2 separate regions of the Homo sapiens genome follow, and region 2 is linked to region 1. The links are chromatin contacts, found by Hi-C or POLR2A ChIA-PET in ENCODE. All regions are on one chromosome and are shown on one strand. Each heading gives the region's core, a stretch centred on a gene start or an enhancer-like site at or near the end of the contact. The rest is flanking DNA. Distances are from core to core; before and after follow the strand shown.

Evidence for each region. Hi-C counts contacts between places; a loop is a spot of excess contacts on that map. ChIA-PET counts read pairs that join two places held with the same protein, here RNA polymerase II (POLR2A). Pooled maps may share reads with other maps.
Region 2: a map of ascending aorta shows a loop between it and region 1 (4-fold over the local background). The contact joins the promoter of IRAK4 here to the promoter of LRRK2 in region 1. A Hi-C loop is called at or near these places in 1 of 168 maps with a recorded cell type or tissue (ascending aorta) and 7 of 50 pooled maps. POLR2A ChIA-PET finds 5 or more read pairs at or near these places in 1 of 52 experiments (OCI-LY7).

The regions. Positions count from the first base shown.
Region 1 is chr12:40,223,151-40,226,490 of GRCh38, forward strand. It overlaps LRRK2 (leucine rich repeat kinase 2), which reads left to right and starts at 1,847. Exons shown (of 51, transcript NM_198578.4): 1 at 1,847-2,132; 2 at 2,405-2,490. The coding sequence starts at 1,982. It overlaps LRRK2-DT (LRRK2 divergent transcript), which reads right to left and starts at 672. Exons shown (of 9, transcript NR_186757.1): 1 at 509-672. LINC01779 (long intergenic non-protein coding RNA 1779) reads right to left here and starts at 1,753. Exons shown (of 1, transcript NR_186584.1): 1 at 1-1,753. RefSeq lists a silencer at 1,613-1,972 and an enhancer at 3,171-3,260.
Region 2 is chr12:43,757,387-43,760,726 of GRCh38, forward strand. IRAK4 (interleukin 1 receptor associated kinase 4) reads left to right here and starts at 1,565. Exons shown (of 12, transcript NM_016123.4): 1 at 1,565-1,630. PUS7L (pseudouridine synthase 7 like) reads right to left here and starts at 1,404. Exons shown (of 9, transcript NM_031292.5): 1 at 1,344-1,404. RefSeq lists enhancers at 1,092-1,141, 1,482-1,591, 2,212-2,271.

The DNA of each region.
Region 1 (3,340 bases), core at 597-3,096:
CAGGAAGGGAGAAACTAATGCAGAGGAACAGAAGGAATGCATGAGATGGAGAATGCCTAGAAATGTTTGAGACATTGATTAAGTCATCAGAAATGGAAACAAGTTTAGAAACAACTTAGAAAATAATACACTGTAGGTCTGATAAATATTGTAAGATTGGGAGTTTTTTGTTAAATTATGGAAAATTTTATATAGATACAATAGTAGAACAGACCACATGAACCCATCTCATATTATCTTCAACAATTATCAATTCAAAAGTTGTTATCGTTATCTCTATCTCCACACATTTCATCTTTTCCTCCACCACTGGATGACTTTGAAAGAAATCCTAACCATTTCAACTATAAATATTTTAGCATGTCTCTGTAAAAGTTAAAGACTCTATAACAACAAGACATAGACCCAATATCCAGGTTGAGTAGGAGTTTGCTATCTTACTAATCTAATGTATTAACAAAGTCTAGAGCATTCTTATTAAAGTGGTAGAGCATGAAGAACCTTCTACCTGGAGTTAGGAGATTTGCTGGGTTGAAGTCCTGGCTCTCAACTTCCCACCTGTGTGACTCCAGCAAAGCTCTTCACTTCTCAATTCCAAATCTCAATTTCCTCACTAGTGAAAGAAGGATACATAGTAGTAGTTGTATCCATTTCAGAATTGTCATCAGGATTGAAGTAACAGATGTGAAAACAAAACTAAAATTGTGAAGTAGTAACTTCCAGTCCAATCCTCTTCTTTGTAAGTGATCTTGAGGACAGACACATCACCTGAAGGATAGATCATCTTTGCCTAGCCTTGTCTACAATGTTCTTGCTAGGTTTCTTTTCCTAAAAACACATTACTTAGGTACTTAACAGAACAAACAAACAAACAATCAAAAGACAAAACCAAAAAACTTTGGGGTTATAGACACCCATACTCATAAGTATTTCTGAATACCAAGAGAAGAGTATTTAGGTTTGCTTCTCTCAACTTTTCACCTTTCATTTCATGTACCCTGTCCTTTGTCTCAGCTCTAATAGCTCTGAGAGCTGATTACTTTTCGGGTGTCCCAAGTATCAGGATCCTGCCTAGTGCAACTCAAATTTCCAAAAGTTAATTTAGTGGCCTTTTGGTGACCAGAGCTTCAGATAACTCACAGGGAAACAATGTTTATTTCCTCTCCCACTAACAGTCACAAAAAATCATAAAAAAGAGTAGCGGGGGCAGTTTTGATGGCTAACCCCTCTTTCCATCCTTTGGGGGAAAATTGCTCATCTCCCTATAGGTGGAACTCTAAAGACAATGTATTCCTAAAAGGGGCCATCTGGGCGGTGTCCTCTTTTCCCAGCGCCCTGATTTCTATTCTTAGATCTGGAGATAGGCGGCTTTCATTTTTCCTGCTCCCAGTTCCCAGACCTTCCGTGGGGCCGCAGGATCCCCGGCTGGCGGGTCGCGGAGGGTGGCCGGCCGGGCTGCGCACTGCGCGCCTCCGCTGCGGGGCTCCGGGCCTGTGGACTCAGCGGAGTCCGCTGAGTCAGTTTCTTCCCGCGCGACTCCCGGCCGCGCCGCCGCTGCGGTGGAATCTGGTCCCAGGAGGCGGCGTCCGCCCGGGGTCCGGTCTAGGCGTGCGTGGGGGCCACGGTCACGGTCATCCCAGCCAGGCCCGGCTCCAGCAGCCCCACGGCCGCCGCCAGAGTTCTGCGCGGCCCGTCGCCTCGGCGGAGCCTCTGGCAGGCCCCTGAGCTCGTTTTTGGGGCCTGAGTGGGGGAGGAGGAAGCCGAGCAGGAGGGCTCCGGAGAGGGAGGGCAACGCGGGGCGGGGAGCTGCCTCCTTCCTCATAAACAGGCGGGCGTGGGCGCCGATGGGGCCCGCGGGGAGCGCTGGCTGCGGGCGGTGAGCTGAGCTCGCCCCCGGGGAGCTGTGGCCGGCGCCCCTGCCGGTTCCCTGAGCAGCGGACGTTCATGCTGGGAGGGCGGCGGGTTGGAAGCAGGTGCCACCATGGCTAGTGGCAGCTGTCAGGGGTGCGAAGAGGACGAGGAAACTCTGAAGAAGTTGATAGTCAGGCTGAACAATGTCCAGGAAGGAAAACAGATAGAAACGCTGGTCCAAATCCTGGAGGATCTGCTGGTGTTCACGTACTCCGAGCGCGGTAATCACTTGAAAATAAACTGTGCTTTTATTTTTGCAAACTTTCTCCCCCTCCTTACATTTGCAAATTTTGTCCTCCTCCCCTTGACCCTGCTCAAACCCGGACTCTTAAGGAGCCGCAAACTCCCATATCCTTTCCTTAGGGCAGAAAGCAGCTGAGAATTTCAGGAAGGTCTTCACCTTTTTGACTTTTCTCCCCGTTTCAGACTAAAAAGGAGAGGGGGTGCTGTGGATTGTGACTTTGCTTCTTTTCCCCACCCACTTGTTTTCCAGCCTCCAAGTTATTTCAAGGCAAAAATATCCATGTGCCTCTGTTGATCGTCTTGGACTCCTATATGAGAGTCGCGAGTGTGCAGCAGGTAAAGGCATTGTTTTCACTTCAACTCATTCTCCCTTCTGTTTGGAAGGAGACGTTTTACTGGCAATGTTAATATAGCCGAGAGTTCTTGGTTATTCCCAAAATTTGGCTTGAGGAACCTCTGACTGTGATTTTAAGATGGGAATATTGTTAAATCATTACGCAATGTAAACGGGATGAAGAGCCCCAGTATGTGTTCCCTGAGTGTCTTTAAGAAGTAACTTTATAAAACCAACAGTATGGATGGTGGTAGAAGGAGGATAAAAATGGGTTCGGTTTTAGTCTCGTTATTGGCAAGATGAATTCATTAGTGTTTAGACTTGACTATTCCAAGTATCTTCCCAATACAGAGCATGTCCTAGATGAGAAGATTATGAATAGTTTGGAAAAGGGGAATAATTAATAGTGATAAAATGCAACTTTGTCACTAGCAAACTCTTGTAGAGTTCAGCACTTTTTAAAATTCAAAGATTTCTAGCCTTTAGTTGTAGTATACCTTGTAGTATCTAAAGAAAGTGATGTCTTATGAGACCCTCATAGTTTGCAACTGTTGTCATATAAAATGCATGTAGAAGTGAAACTTTTACAATCTGTACCATAGGAAACCCAGAAATTTGCTATGTATCTTGGATTTTTTTTTAAAGGGGGCCTTAAAAATGGTAATTAAGAATGATTTACAGTCAAAACAAAATTATAGGCCAAGGTGATAACTTCCTTCGGAGCACTTAGAGATTTGGGGAACTGAAATCAGTTTTGTCATCTGCATGTTAACTCATGCAGAGAAAGAGAATTGGACTTTGAACTCCTTGGAGGTGCAGTCAGAAAGCCAATGTTTCTTAATGGTTGAGAGG
Region 2 (3,340 bases), core at 315-2,814, 3.5 Mb after region 1:
GGTCTTGAACTCCTGACCTCGTGATCCACCCGCCTCGGCCTCCCAAAGTGCTGGGGTTACAGGCGTGAGCCACCGTGCCCAGCAAGTGATTCTCTTTCACAAAACCCTATTTAATTTTCTGCATAGCAGTTCTAGGTAAAGTTTTTCTTTATTATTTATTGTATATCTCCTCCAAAGAGAATGTTAGTTCCACGTGAGGAGTAACCTTGTCTGCCTTATTTACTACTGATGATCACACATTTTGAACAGTGTCAAGCACATGGTAGGTCTGCAATAAATACTATTGTTAAATAAATGAAATAACTAGTACAAAATAAGAGCTGTAGGAATGAAGTGGAAGATAATTAGAAGAGGCATAATGCAAGAAGTGGCCATCTAAGTCCTCCATAGTTCAAGAGATAGAAATGAGGCAGAGACCTCACAAGTAATGTACAAACAAAACATGCAATGTGTGCAAGAAAAACAAGCAGTCCAGATACAGAGCAGTGGGGATGGGAATGCAGGGAGACTACAGTGCTGGAAAATGTAGCTGAGTTAGTACCAGATTATGGAAGATGTTGAATGCCCTGACAAGGACTTAGAATCTATTGGGTGGTCAATGGATGGCTACTGTTAGTGTTTGAGTAGAAAAGTGACACAATTCCAAAACATGCTTTTGGAATTGTAAGATGATTCTGATGGAAATGAGCAAGATGTATCCGATGGAGTAACAGTTAGAGGAGTTCAAAAACAAAACAGCATGGTCAAGAACATAGCTGTAGGGATTGGCCCTGAAAGAATAATGATCTTTTCTTTCTCCCAGAAAAAAGGAGGAAGACAGACATTCTAAGCAAGTGAAACAGGTAGGGAAACTTGGGGAGAATGTAATTCCAGCATCCTGGTAGAAGAGTGGAACTGACCTGGAGGACAGCAAAGGAGCCCACGTGGCGTTAAGCCTGAAGGTGCAGTATTCCCATTCAACAGAGACTGCTGCTGACAGTGGGCGGGGGAGTAGTTTGCTTGGCCCGTGGTTGAGGAATTCGTTGGCGGAGGAGGGATCCTGAGAAGGTACTAGAAATACTGAACCCAGTCCTGCAGAAGCTACTTAACTTCACAGAAAACTAGGGCGTCGTTGCCCTCCAGCACGTCCAAAGGTGTCCCCGACAAGGCCAGCAGCTCTACCTGTTTCTTCTCCCTCCTCTTACTCTGCCTGTCCAAAGGCACGACACTAGTCCACGTCACCTTTCTTTGGGCGCAAAGGGTATGGATCCTCAATGCCAACCTCGTCACCCCCCCCCCCCACACACACACACACACACACACATACAAGCCCACCATCGCGCAAGAAACTCGACCCCGTCTACCTCGGTTCAGTGGAAGGCATTCATTTGCACAACGCTGTGCGCATGCCCGGAAGCCTTAAGTGTTTCAGCCTCCGACAGGGGCGTAATTAAAGGGGCAGGCGCCCACGTAAAGACGCGCCCTACGCAATACGTGGAGTTTCTCACTTTGTGGAGCCGCCTGGAGGCGCCAAGATGAAGCCCATCGGGGAAGTGGGGCGGGGCCAACCCGGCAGGCCCCGCCCCTTCGCGGCGCTTCCTAGTTCGGCTGGTTCTTCTGTCGCCGGCTTCAGCAGCCCGCGCCCGGGCAGGTAAGGCATTCCCCGCCTTAATGCCTCGGTCAAACGTCGTCCGAGGTCCGCTTCCAGGCCTCGGCACCTCTGCCCCAGGGTTGCTGGGGTCGGCTGCGGAACGGAAATCTCTTTATCATCCGTGAGAAAAGTTAGAGAGGAAGTGGGTTCCTTTGACAGAGCTTACTCCAGAAGAAAGACTTGGGTAGGTCCCCGGTAATCAAGAAGTTCGTCGGCCCTGAGGAAGAGCCTGAGGCTTGGAGGGACGTCACCCAGCTGTTCTGGGGCGCAGTCGGACCTCAAGTTTCTCACCTCTCAGGCCCTGGATTCCGTGAACCCGACTGCGAAATGAAGTCTCTTTTCCCCAGAACCAGGAAGTCAGGCCAGCACCTGACAGATGCCTGTGGCGCCAGCAGCTCGCTGAGCCTCCACACGATTGTAATTCGCTTGTTTCTCCGGCCTCCAAGCTTCCAGGGAATTAGAAAGTGGAGGCGGCTTATGGGATCAGATGAGTACATTCGCAGATGGGGGAAAAAAGTGTACCTGTCAGCTTGGAAGCCAGAGGGAGACAAAGGGATAAAAGCAAACCCTGTCCAGGTGCGGTGGCTCATGCTTGTAATCCCAGCACTTTGGGAGGCCCAGGCGGGCGGATCGCTTGAGGTCAGGAGTTCGAGACCAGCCTGGCCAACATGGTGAAACCCCTGTCTCTACTAAGATACAAAATTTAGCTGGCATAGTGGCGGGCGCCCGTAATGCCAGCTACTCCGGGGGCTGAGGCAGGAGAATCGCTTGAACCCAGGAGGCAGAGGTTGCAGTGAGCCGAGATCGTGCCACTACACTCCAGCCTGGGCAACAGAGGGAGACTCCGTCTCAAAAGAAAAAAAAAAAAAAAAAAGCAAACCCTGAGAAAGCGAGAAAGCACTTTGAGCATTTAGAATGGGAACAAACGGCGCTATTAGTGCTTCAAAAACGTAACTGCCCAAGGCCCCTGGTAAGCAGAGGATACTAAAATCTGCCTTTTCCCTTTCTTGGAGTGGTCCTTGAAGAGGGCTATCGGGAAGTTCAAATTTCTTCTGTTTTCCTGCAGAGCGTTCATTTGAAGTTTGCTTTCTACCTCTCCAAACTGAGCTTCTGATATTCCAGGCCAAACTTGCTCCTTCCTCAGCCTTCTCTATCTCAGTAAATATCGGTAAACTTGGTTATGCTGTCTTCTCACTCTCCACATCAGCCCATAGCTTTCTATTGGCTCCACCTCAGAATCCTAGGACTTCTGCACTTGCTCTGCTACGACCCTGGTCCCAGCCTGCAGCACGTCCCACCTGGCTTATTGGTAGGCTCTCCTAAATGCTTCTTTCTTGCTTCTCTGTCCTTACTCCAACATCCTTTATTCCCAGCAGCCCCAGTATCCTTCTAAGACATGAGTACAGAGCATGTCTCTTTTCTCAAAACTTCCAGCATCTACATCTCACCCAGAGGATAAACAAAGTCAATACAAAAACTCTAAGGCCCTTGAAGACCTGGCCCCTTTACCTTTCTGACCTCATCTGCTACTTGCCTGTTCCCTCCTCTGCAGTCTCACCATGTCCTTGCTGTTGCCCAGTGGGCCCAGTTCCAACCTTTGCATTTACATTTCGTTTTGTCCACAAACTTTTCCCACAGATAGTCCAGTGGCTGGCTTTCTCCTTCTTTTTGACCTTTAATCAAATGGCACCTTCTTATTGAGGCTTCCTG